Regions from separate parts of the Homo sapiens genome. Here regions 1 and 2 are each linked to region 3. A link is a contact called in ENCODE Hi-C or POLR2A ChIA-PET data. All regions are on one chromosome and are shown on one strand. Each heading gives the region's core, a stretch centred on a gene start or an enhancer-like site at or near the end of the contact. The rest is flanking DNA. Distances are from core to core; before and after follow the strand shown.

Region 1 (3,985 bases), core at 196-2,695, 400 kb before region 3:
ATTGGTCCTTTCCATTTTTGATGGGGGGGAAATACCCTCACGTCCTTTGTGTGAGCCTGTGATGGATTAGCACAGCTTGGACGGAGTGTTGCTTTCCAAACTCCTGTGGGTGTGTCTCCAGCTGAATGTTCCTCTCCTGACTTTGATTTCTCTCTTGGTGAGTCGGGGTGTAATTCGCCTTGACATCACTGGCCATCAGCGCCACAGTGAAGTGGGCCTTCTTTGACTCGAAGTGACAGCTCTTGGCCCCTGTGACATTGTTTCCATAGATTTGCAATGAAACAGTTTTATATTTTTCAAAATAGAGTGATCTCCTATGACTGGCATTGATGTGGTTTTCGCCATGGTCTTCTGGAGGGTAAAGCTGTTTCCATTGACCCGCCCTAAATTGATTCCCTTATTCTGGCATCTGGACACATTGCTCTTAGGCTGCCTGGGATGATGATTTTGTTTGTTTGGTTATTTTTAAAATCAGTGTTGGATGCCATAATGTGTTCTGTCCTTGTATGGATCCTTTCCCTATTATTTTGTTGGCTCCTAATATTCCCAGACGTTGGCTGTGCTTCTGGCAACCTTTATACTTCTGCTCTTCTACATTGCATAGCAGACAGCATCCCAGAGAAGAGTCAGCTTGGTACCATCCCCTGGGAGCTTGGTTACTCTAGTGCCTTTCCACAGAGAGAATTTGAGATAGAGTCAGAGGGATATCAGCCTCTTAAACTTTTGTCTATGATGTGGAAATCTTTGGAAAGATGATTAGGGAAAGGTATTGGGCTGTCCATTGGAGGTCCTTACTTTTCAGAGAGGCTTAAATTACAATCTGGTTGTTCTCAGCATTTTCTAAAAATACTTGGAGGCAGACGAGGATGTCTCATCATCCCATCTAAAAAGAAAAGAGTGTTGTGTTATCTCTTTTTTCTTTTTTTCCTTGAAGGCTCTAACCTTTGGACTTTGAAATTTACCATCTTAAGTTAGCCAAGATTGAGTATCAGGGATGGCTTTCCTAATAAACTCTCAGACTTATTAGAAAGTTTAGCGTTTAGAGAAATATTTTAATATTTTATCTAAGCTTGCAACTCTCAGACTCTCACCTGAGTTATATGCTAAAATGTGCTGGGGATTAAAAAAAAGATCAGATTTTCTTTTTTTCCCTGATATGTGCCTTGTGGAGAGGGAACCATGCTGACTTTGTATCAAGTGTAGGGAGAGCCTGTGTCTTTTCTGATGCAGAAAGGCTGAACATGTCCCTAAAGAGTGAGGTTAGTTTTTTTGTTTAGTTTAGTTTAGTTTTTTTTTTTTTTTTTTTTTTTTTTTGCCAAGAGTCTTTCCCCCAGTGTTCAGAGCCAGGCAGCCACGTCTGCCCCAAGATGTCTGGTCTGGGCTTTTGCCTTGTCATTGACTTTGCTGTAAGGATTTTCTCGACAACTCCATGCAAGTGTTTCTGACAGTGGCTCCTCCCTGTGGGTTAAGGGAGGGGGTCCCAGGGGAGCAGACTCCTGGCAGAAGATGTGGGGAGGGCTTGAGCGTGTGTTTGAGAGGAGATGGGATGTCAGGCTCAGGAAACTTCTCTGGAGCTGTCTCCCAAGGCATTGAGAGTATTTACATATAGTCTGGAAAAAAATTAAGACCAAACTTCGCAAAGTGACGGCTTTTCTTTTCACAGCCTTTGTGCGCACATTCTTTTAGATCCTGGCCTGGTTCTTTCTCTCTAGTGGCCACAAACCTTATGGCGTAACTTTCTAAATGGGGAGAAGAATGTCCAATTTAGAGCCTGCACTTAGAAACCTGGGAATAGTTGGTTTGTGAATTTTGGTGGCAGTGAGTAACCCATTGTGTAAGTGAAGACGTTGTTACTGCAGAAGCTGAGTTTAAACATCCTCTTTGATAGTGTTTGTATGAATTTGAGTGTACTTTTCTCCACTCCCTGTGTGGGTTTGTATTCTTTAGTCCCAGCTGTTTGTGATAATTCACTGTCAAATACATAATTAACAATTTTGTAAGTCAAGTTTAGTGATGTTTTTACATTCATGCACTGAATGTCTTTTCTGTCTTAAGCCAGGTCCATCTTTTTAATTTAATGTCCTTCCAGCCCCAGCCCCGAAGAAAACCTGTTTCCAGAAAATTTGTCATTCTAATATCTTTCTAAAGAGGTAACTGTATCAAAGTGGACTTGGGAAACTGTATCAAAGTGGATTTGAGAATACAGATGTGGATTGTGGTGTGGAATTGCTTTGGAATTCAAAGCTGGTAGTGTAGACTGAGTTGATGATGGATCCAGTTGTAAATAATTTTTTTGCAACAGATGATGTCAGTGACAGTTTTATAACTGGGATTACAGTAGACTAGAATAAGTTGTTGGAATATGGGTGAGAAAGCAAGTCAGAACCAAGTGTTTAGTCAATAAAATAAAACCAAAGAGTTAAAAAATTAAGGAATATCTATTTACGTGTTTTATTTGGAAGCACACATTATAGTGGCTTCACCCACAGTGTGCTGTTTTAAGCATTCATTCTAACTTTCTGATCTTAGGAAATTTATTAATATAAACAATCTCTTAGGGTCAAAGGAGAAAACCAAATTATCTTAAGGGAATTCAAAATTCATTTCTGATAAAATATCCCGGTAAACTAGCACTGGAGACTTAACACGATACAGACTCTTTACCTCAAATCAAAAGCAGACATCTTCTTTTGTGGCCCTATATTAGAGAAAGTCAGGGTGGAGATAAGGGTGGCCATGTCCATTATGATTTAAATTCAGTACTTTCTTAATTTTGGAAGATCTTGCCTAGAGTTTATTGGTGCCTTTTGTGATGAATCTGACCATTAAGCATTCTATTTTCTCCTGCCCTAAGTTTACAATTTTTAAAAATTAGTTGCTAACCTTTAATGAACTGGAGGTTTCACCTGCCTCCCCCCAAAATCCTTATCTCTGACTTCTTTTGAAGATCTGGGAAAATGAACTCTTTCTCCTGAGGGTAACCTCAGAACAGAGTGGCAGCTGCTGCCTATAGACACAGAGTGGCATTCCCCAGGTGACCAGTCCTCACCTGGCTCAATTCACTCTGTATGTTACCTGCCCGCCCCAGTGGGCATTTGAGCTTGCAATCCCTGCCTCAGCTAATGCAGTAAGATAAGAAATTGAAAACAGAGGTATAAGGAATGAAAAGGAGGAGATAAACATATCATTATTTTTGAGTGAACTCATTGCTAATCTGGAAAATCCAATCAAATCAACTCAAAAACTATTAAATCAATTAGAGTTATATAAAGTAGTTAAAATATAGAAAAATTCATATAGCAAACAAAAATGGAGGGGAGGGGTGGATATGTCTCATTTCCAATTAACACTAACAACAAATACCTACAAATTCAGAAGAAAGAATGGGGGATTTATATGAGGAAAACTATAAAACATTACTGAAAAGGTGAAAGAAGATGAAAAAAGGATGAAAACAACCATATTCCCAAATAGTCCAAATTTATCAAGTTGAAATCCCATGAAAAGGTAGTCTTCCCATCTCTTAAGGGTCCATGAAATTCCTTGACACTTTTTTAAGAGAAATGTGAGAAATTGCTGCTTTGCTTTGCTCTGGGTGCCTAGGAAATTGGGACCTGTTTGGGGCAGTTTCCAGGAAATGGGAACAAGGGAATGCAGGCTCTGATGACCTTTGCACTACATTTGTGTTTTGAGTTCGTAAATCAGTAATTGATAAATGACAGGCTGGACCTCAGCTGTCTTTAAGGAACTCTTTGCCAGCAGTTACTATTATTTAAGTTTTTAATGAGCCACCTTCAGGCCAGGGTGGACTAGAGCCCCGAGAATTGTGCCTGAGTGTCTGCAAGCAGGATTTGGCCTTTCGCATGGTATGATGGCCTTGTTTTCTCCCTTCTCTCTATTTAATGACTTTTGAGGAGTTGAGGCTATTGGTTGCTGGGTGGTTTCTATTTTCAAAGTCTTTCAGTTTTTGGAGAAATTTGAGTCT
Region 2 (3,771 bases), core at 807-3,306, 380 kb before region 3:
TTTGATGAAAGATATGGTATGAGCCCCTAAAGCACTTAAGGGTACCAATAGACTTGACACTTCTCCACTTCCATCACACAGTATTGCTATGAAAATGCAATCAATCCAGTTCCTGACATCTTTTCTACCCCACTCTCAAGAGCACCTACTGTATCAACATGACATTTTAAAATCTTGGCTTGTTTTCCAGGCCATGAATTTAATTTCTCATTGCTTCACCATTTGGCTTTTATGTTCTCAAAGCGAAATGTTGTCCAACAATAGTTACCACCATCTTGTTAGTCAGGTCCTCTTTCCTGGGCATCCTAAAACCAGATAATTTTAAAAAATTCATTGCAGCCATGGGCACTCAGCCTTGTGCTAATAGCCACCAAGTTCTGACAAAGCAAGTCCGACATCCCTCGATAAGTAAAATCCAAACCTCCTGACGTTGTGTAACAGTAAGCAGATTGGCATGTCTTTGGATTAGTGGAGGCACTGAAGCAAAATGCTCAATCCTTAGTGACCTTTGGCAAATGGATGGGGATGTGTAGCCATTGTAGGTTATCTTTATGTTCACTGTGTAGACACTCAGCCTCTGCCAGGCCAAGACAGAAGCTGTCAGGGCAGATAAACTTAGTTGGGAACTAGCTGTTTTTCTGACTATATCACAGTGCTTTGCAGAACTATTTTGTCTGATAAACTGCTTCTTCTTTAAACTTGTCTGTGAATAGTTCTGTGAAGCATTAAGCTTTCCCTCTTGGGTTTTGAGCTGCCTGTACTTTGTTTTAATCTTTGGGTCTAGAACTGACTTTCTCATAAAATGTACAGTCCACTGTCCTCGGCTGCAGTGTCTTCCGGTGAGTTCCTTTGAGGGAGTCAGTGGGAGATGCCATATCTGGGTCTATCAGACATGTATTCTGGGGGATGTGTGTGTGTGTTTCTTCTATCTGTCCAGGAAGCATTCTGTGAAAATAGGGTCCCCTTTGATCACTTCTTTCTGAGCCCATTAATGCCTGTTTCTAGTTTAAACATAATTCATATGTTGATATAGAATTTTGCAAGCACTTGGAAAAAAAATTTGGGCAAAAGTTCTTACCACTTGGAGTAAAGCTCATACTTTTATTTCCCTCCTCTGCTAGAGAAGTGGTGACTAAAGGCCAGAGATGTTGATTCTGAACACTCTCTCTGCTTGGGCAAGTTGCTTGACTTCTTTGGGCTCAGGTTTGCTCCCCTTTAAAATAAGGTGGTCACATTAGGTGATTTCTGAGACCCACTCTGGCTTTAATGGACTCCAAGCTCTCTAAGACTGAAGCAGAGAATATTTTTGGGGAAGTGAATGAACTGTTGGGTTTTTCTTCTTTCATTCCTATTCCAGGTGAAGATAAAAGACTTAGCCCTCTATTGAGCTGACATGGATTCAGAATTCTTTAGTGTTCAGGCTTTCTTTTAAGCTTCAGACAGGATCGTGAAGAGAAAAACCTGCCCTCAATTCCTTTGCCTTGTTAGTTCTCATATAATGTGCTGCAGAAACTGCTAATTGTCACTTCGAGGTGATGGGTGAGGGTCTGGTCTCTTGAAGGAAAAGTCAAAATTTTCAGTTCCTGTCCCCTTCTTGTTTAGGTAGAGGTGTATTCAAGTCTGATAAAGGAGGACTCTAAATCTAATTTGAAATTAATTAAATTTGCCCCTTCCCCAAAGCAGTGGGGAGTGAGAGAGAGTTGCAGGGTAACAATGTAAATATCCAGTTGAATACAATATACTGTAATAATGAAAATATAATTTTCTGGACAGTCTTGGGAGAGTGCCTGTGGGTTGCCCTTGCATGTGCTGTGTAACATACACATGTACGTATGCTTCGCTAAAGAGCCATCTAGACATAACTTCAATCACAAACACTTATATTGCTAATCTTTTCAAGAGATTTTTCTTTAGTTTTAGTTTATAACTCTAAGTATGATCTTATACTTGTGTGTGAAAATGCACTCCTTGAAACTTGAGCCCAATAACCTGTGTTTGTACATCAGTTTCACAGGACATTGTTTTCAAAAAAATGTCATCGGCATTCCTTTCATTTTTGTTGCCTGCTAGGTATACCCTTTTTCCACGTCTCTCTGACTCAGCCTTCTCTACGTCTGCTAAGAAATTTGTAGTTGTCCAGCATTTGTTTAGTAAAGTCCCCGGGTTGGCCTCTATGTGGACATTTGGTCCCCAGTGCCGGAAGTCACACCCATAGTCAGCGCACTGCCCCTCGTGATCAGGCACTGCCCCTAATGTGTTGTCTTCTTTGGCGGAGGGATGGGCTAATGTGAAGCTGGAAAGCAGATCTTTGGTTGAAAGATTTTTCCTTTGGTGATATAGTAATTTTAATCTGGAATTAGATCATTTCAGCAAGAGGTGGTTGAAAGGTCCAGTTCTTGGCTCTATCACTTACTGGCTGTATGACTGTGGGTAGGTGTCTTAATGTCTCTGAGCCTTACTTGTACATTGGAGACATTACATCTTTACAAGGTTGTCTTAGAGGGTGACTAAGATAATGCTCATCAATCTACTCAGTTTATATAAGTTGAATGGGAGCCACCAACAGTTCTTACCCAGGAGTATATTAAATTTACTAGTTGAATTTTACTCATGGAGCTTCAATACAAATGGGAGGATGGAGGCCACCAGATTTAGCTTTCAACTCTATAATTGGGAAGTTCTGAGTCATTTCCCTTTTCCTTAATACCTGGAGTATTTCATTGTTTGGCTCTTGTCCTCTCCCCTCTCCTTCTCTTTATTCTAGAAATATTTCCTGGCATGAAGATTTGCCAGTTTGTTTGTCTTAGGGTAAGTTTAGCACAAGAAGTAAAACCAAACCACAGTCATACACAGATGTGAACACCAGCATCACCGCACAGTAATGCAACTTAAAAGAAAGTTTGACAGAATTAGAAATCTGACAATGCCTTTGTAGGAGCTTTCAGAGAAAATGGTGGGAGTTTCATATATTTGAAGCAATGAAAGCAAGAATGAGAAAAGCATGTCTTTGAGAAGACAACAGAAGACAATGAAAAGAAATCCTTACAGCTCAAGGATTTGAAATCACAATCATGTGACACTTTTGGAAGCGAAACAGAAAAAAATTAACTTTGCTCTAGTTTTTATGGACTTCTTTTGACTTATTGCATAAAAATAACAGAAATTTCTGGCAAGCGGACTGGATTTCCAAAACTCTTCCCCACGGAGGCAGCGAGGAGAATTGTCTGAAAAGTTATGTGTGTTTGTTATCATGAAAACATTAATAATATTAGGATTTGGCTATAATCCATTTTTACTTTGAGAACCTCGACATTTTAACGGGTACATGTAACTGATAAATCCTTTTTGTGGTTGTCAAAACAAGCAAAGCTAACTTTGTACATTTCCTATTATAACTAAAAGCACTTTGACAGTCTGAAATTGGGTGTATCAGTATGGAGAGCAAACAGCCTATTCATTTTATCACCATACTTCTCTAAGGATTTTGACATTTCTGAGATACATATCACTTCTAAACAGTGAAGCACAAAGTTGGTAAAGGTTGTGATGGCTGCAGTTCATGGAGGTTGACCATCCTGTTGGGATTGCCAGTTCCCTTGGCAGGTGCCTTGCTAGGCCAGCCTGCCATGCATCTGGTCATGTGGAGACCATCAGGAGACCATCGCATGGTCTATCCACATCTTTGAGGCCCAACTGATCATTTGTGGTGTCCTGAGAGCTTTCAGCCATGCTGTAGTCTGGGAGAGTCAGTTTTTGGGTGGGTTCAGGCAT
Region 3 (3,745 bases), core at 213-2,712:
GGCGGCCCTTCTGTGGGGCCCCTGGCCCCCTACCCATGGCCCCCCCATGCCAGCCACTGGCCTGGCCTGGGCAGGGCTGCACGCCTGTTCGGCGCTGCTGTTTTCATAAGCTAATGAGGGCAGAGTGTGAGCCACAGGCGATGATGTTGGGATATTAACTCTGACAGGAAGCTTGATCATAATTATCTTAACGAGGATAGGGTTAATTACAGTGGAAACTTAAAAGTTCTCTCCGTTTGAATCCACTGGAGCCCAATGCGTTGTGATGTTTTGTCATTTTGATGTGACTTTGGAAAAGGCACTGGGATGCTCCCAGCAGCCGCTGCAGCTCCTGGGGGAGCCCAGGCAGAGCCCTGGGAACGAGGGAAGGAGGTAAGAGGATGGTACCTGTGTGTGAGATCCTGGCTGCGTTGCTGCTGGTGGAGGGGGAGGCAGGCAGCCTGCAGGGAGTTCCAGGGGTGCTGATTAGGTTTCCAGAACAATCCAGGCCTGGATGATCTCCCTCCAGCTGGCTGTGCCTAGGTCCTGGGTGAACCTTGCTCTCTCCTATCAGCCCCCAGCCCATACCTCAGACATCGCACTACTCCAGGAAGCTGGTGAGTGATGCTGGACTGACAGTTGGCGTCTCCACCGGGGATCTGGTTTTGGGGTGCATTTTGCTGTCCATACACAAGGTGATAGCAGACAAATTGTCATTTTATTTAACAGCACATATTTGCAGGCACCTGGCATATAGGGGAATGAACTCAAAGATCTACACACATATTTTTTCTCCTATTCCTCCCTAGAAAACAGCAGTAAAAATAACAGTAAAAAAAAAATAAATAAAGGGTAAAGCCACCTCATTCTAGGTGTATGTGTATTGTCGTCCACGTGTCAGCTGGGACCCCCAAAACCTATCTTCCCCAGTACTCCCATTTACTATGCTCTCTGCCCCCTGACTTCTGTGCCCCAGCCCTCAGCTCTGGATCTAGATGATTAAATCCCCAGGAGCACACCACACTGATAACATGAAAACAAGGATTTATTCATTAGCAATCACCCATGTAATATGGTTCTCTTTTTACTGAGCAGCTAATAACGTCACATAGCAAAAAGAGTCTCAAAACCAGACAGGTGACAGGGGATTTGAGACTGATCTTACCAGCTCTTCTGGGAAGTCTCACTCTGGCGTGGATTTCTGCCCCATAGCCCACCCTGAGGGGAAGAAAGGCTGGCTGGATGGAGGTGGGCGCTTCCTTGGTGCTCCTGGGCTCTCCCCATCTTCATGCTGTGTCGTTTTGCTTTATGCCTCCCTGGAGCACTCTTGGAAAGGAGCTTTCTTCTGCTTGCCAGTTGCCAACCATTTGCTGATTCTCATCAGAAGAATCTAATATTTGCATAACGTAACTCAGGAACAATGTGTATTTGGATGCTGCCTTTGAGCGGAGTCCAACTGATGTTTGTGCACAAAGGAATTATTAACCACCCGTAAGGCTCCCTAAGGGGAAGTGGCCTCACCTCCCCTAGTGGTAAACGGGCCCAGTCCTGAGAAGCCTTTTGGCACATCACTCCCTAACCCCTAGTGGAGGAAGGGACTTCAGAAGAGCCCGAAAGTCCCCTGCACAAGCCTGACTTGCTGCACGCCTCCTCTGTGGGTTTGTTCATGGGCCCGTCCCCTGCATTCCAAACACACCCCCAGGGTCAGGGCGTCTGGAAACAAAACAGTGAATAAAAGGAGGAAGGAAAAGAAAAAAAAAACAGCGTATGCTAGTAACCAGTTAGCCGTCCTTCACTTATTCTCGACAAGATCCTATGAGCTGGAAGGAACACAGAACAGGAGAGTTCAGATGGGCTATTGACAGGCCCAAATTCACACAACAGGAAATAGAGGAGCGGAGGCAAAGTCCCAAACCTTCCTGCCTAGATGTGCGTACATTGTGGGTTTTTAAATTTTTTTTTTGTTTGTATTTTTTGTGGGTACATAAGAGGTGTAGATATTTATGGGTCACATGACATATTTTGATACAGGCAGGCAATGTGTAATCATCACATCAGGATAAATGGGATATCCAGCCCTTCAAGCATTTATCCTCACAAGTTGTGTTTTGCCTCTCGGAACCAAGAGGAAAAAGAGAAAGGAGGAGGAAATGAAACACGATGACCTCTGGACCCCTACTCCAAAATGTGTCCCCCCTCGGTGGGGCTGGCAGTGTTGGTTGGAGGAGCAGGCGTGCTCTGGGAGTCGAGTCCTGAGTGGGACCACCCCGAGGTCTGGCAGGAATGGAACATGCCGGCAGAGCTCTGGGCCCAGTGGTATCTACAGATTTAATTACTTACAACACATTTTTATACCTCGTAAGTATTGACTCCCTATTTTGGAGTCCTCTTGGCAGCGATCCCACAAGGGAGCTATGGATGCCTTGGGAAAGATCTGGTGCTGAAGTTCACACTCACAGCAGATGTGCAGACATTGCACACGCAAGCACACGGGGCTGTAATGGAAGCACTATCAGTAAATGAATAAATAGTGTGGACGACATCTCCCTGATTTGTCACATTTTATAGAATAGCCCGGCATCCCCTACGTGTCTCCCTCCCGTCCACATCGTAGCTCAGCTGTCAGCCGGTGCAGGCTCAGCACATCTCCTGGGTCTGGCAGGTGAACGAGCTGGGAGTCTGTGTCTCTGTGTAAGCCCCTCTGCCGGCCGGCTTGCTTTAATTAATGTCTGTGTGCGCCCAGGCAAGCACTTGTGCACAACTACCTCGTGTCACCTCCACCCCCAACACTCATGAGAGCCCATAAAATTAAGAGTTAACTTTCAGCGATGTGTATAAGCAAGGCTATTTTTCCCTTTCTGCTGTTTTTTTTTTTTTTTCCTGGAGCCGGGTACTTAATTCTTTCTGTTGCCTTTTTATTTACTGCCTCAACATCTACAGGGTTGCACTCTACACTTCTTTCAAAAATTAAGTGAGAAATCCACTTTCCATAAATTAAAACAGTAACTTCAGGCCAGGAGCTTTGAAGCAGCAATTCTCCCAACCCCCGTCTCCCCACCCGCAGCAAAAACAAATAAAAAGAAATAATAAAAGAAAAAGCCCTCTCAGATCGGAGTGATTATGTAATTCTGCAGATGCCTTGCCTTTGGGGCAGCCACTGGGACGCTGGGCAGAAGCAAATTAAGTGATTAGTAAAGAAAAAAGGCAGAGGAAAAAAAAAAGTCAAAGGATGTGAACGGAGAGAAAGGAAGCCTTCCCTGTCGTTTCCCCCGCGACTGTACAGAGAACTGCTAAGAAATGATACTTGAAGTTATATTTATTATTGTAAGAGGGTATGATATTTCTGGGCAGGAATGATGGATGACAACTTGAATTTGTGTCCAGGGAATGAAGGTGAACTGTGACAGAGTTATTTATCTTGGGAATGGAGGTTAGGGTCAGCCGAGGCTGGGTGCCTGAAGGCACAAGACATTGACAAATTTATCCTGCAGGCCGTATCTGAAGCCCTTTGTTTTGGATCCTGGCTACTCACTAAGTGACCCTCATCCTTCATGTTGGCAATGCGTGAAGGATGCGGTGGGTGCCAGCGGCCCCTTCTCCCCCGCCGCCCCCGCCCCGACTCCTGCTACTAATTCTTGTCATTCACTTTGCTGACAGGCACCAAGCCCAAACTATTCCCAGTCCTGAAAGGGAAGGTTAAAATATTTATTTCGGCTCATAATGGCCTCCCTGATTTAGTGCAGGATCATTTTTCCTGTTGCCTTTG

Evidence for each region. A loop is a pair of places that touch in the nucleus more often than their neighbours do. ChIA-PET counts read pairs that join two places held with the same protein, here RNA polymerase II (POLR2A). Pooled maps may share reads with other maps.
Region 1: a map with no recorded cell type shows a loop between it and region 3 (2.6-fold over the local background). The contact joins two enhancer-like sites. A Hi-C loop is called at or near these places in 1 of 168 maps with a recorded cell type or tissue (PC-3), 2 of 37 single-sample maps with no recorded cell type and 2 of 50 pooled maps. POLR2A ChIA-PET finds 5 or more read pairs at or near these places in 1 of 52 experiments (HepG2).
Region 2: a map of PC-3 shows a loop between it and region 3 (18-fold over the local background). The contact joins two enhancer-like sites. A Hi-C loop is called at or near these places in 4 of 168 maps with a recorded cell type or tissue (PC-3, ascending aorta, mammary epithelial cell and 1 more) and 10 of 50 pooled maps.

Annotation. Positions count from the first base shown.
Region 1 is chr10:75,631,496-75,635,480 of GRCh38, forward strand. All of the region lies in intron 2 of LRMDA (leucine rich melanocyte differentiation associated), which reads left to right. Among named protein-coding and RNA genes, the nearest start is that of MIR606, 81 kb to the left of the region's middle. Within about 2 kb of position 1,446, at least 2 of the 41 ENCODE cell types and tissues checked have a DNase peak (open chromatin) inside an H3K27ac peak, as active enhancers do.
Region 2 is chr10:75,651,820-75,655,590 of GRCh38, forward strand. The region is part of intron 2 of LRMDA (leucine rich melanocyte differentiation associated); the gene reads left to right. Among named protein-coding and RNA genes, the nearest start is that of MIR606, 100 kb to the left of the region's middle. Within about 2 kb of position 2,057, at least 2 of the 41 ENCODE cell types and tissues checked have a DNase peak (open chromatin) inside an H3K27ac peak, as active enhancers do.
Region 3 is chr10:76,032,254-76,035,998 of GRCh38, forward strand. The region is part of intron 2 of LRMDA (leucine rich melanocyte differentiation associated); the gene reads left to right. Among named protein-coding and RNA genes, the nearest start is that of MIR606, 480 kb to the left of the region's middle. RefSeq lists an enhancer at 1,892-3,745. Within about 2 kb of position 1,463, at least 5 of the 41 ENCODE cell types and tissues checked have a DNase peak (open chromatin) inside an H3K27ac peak, as active enhancers do.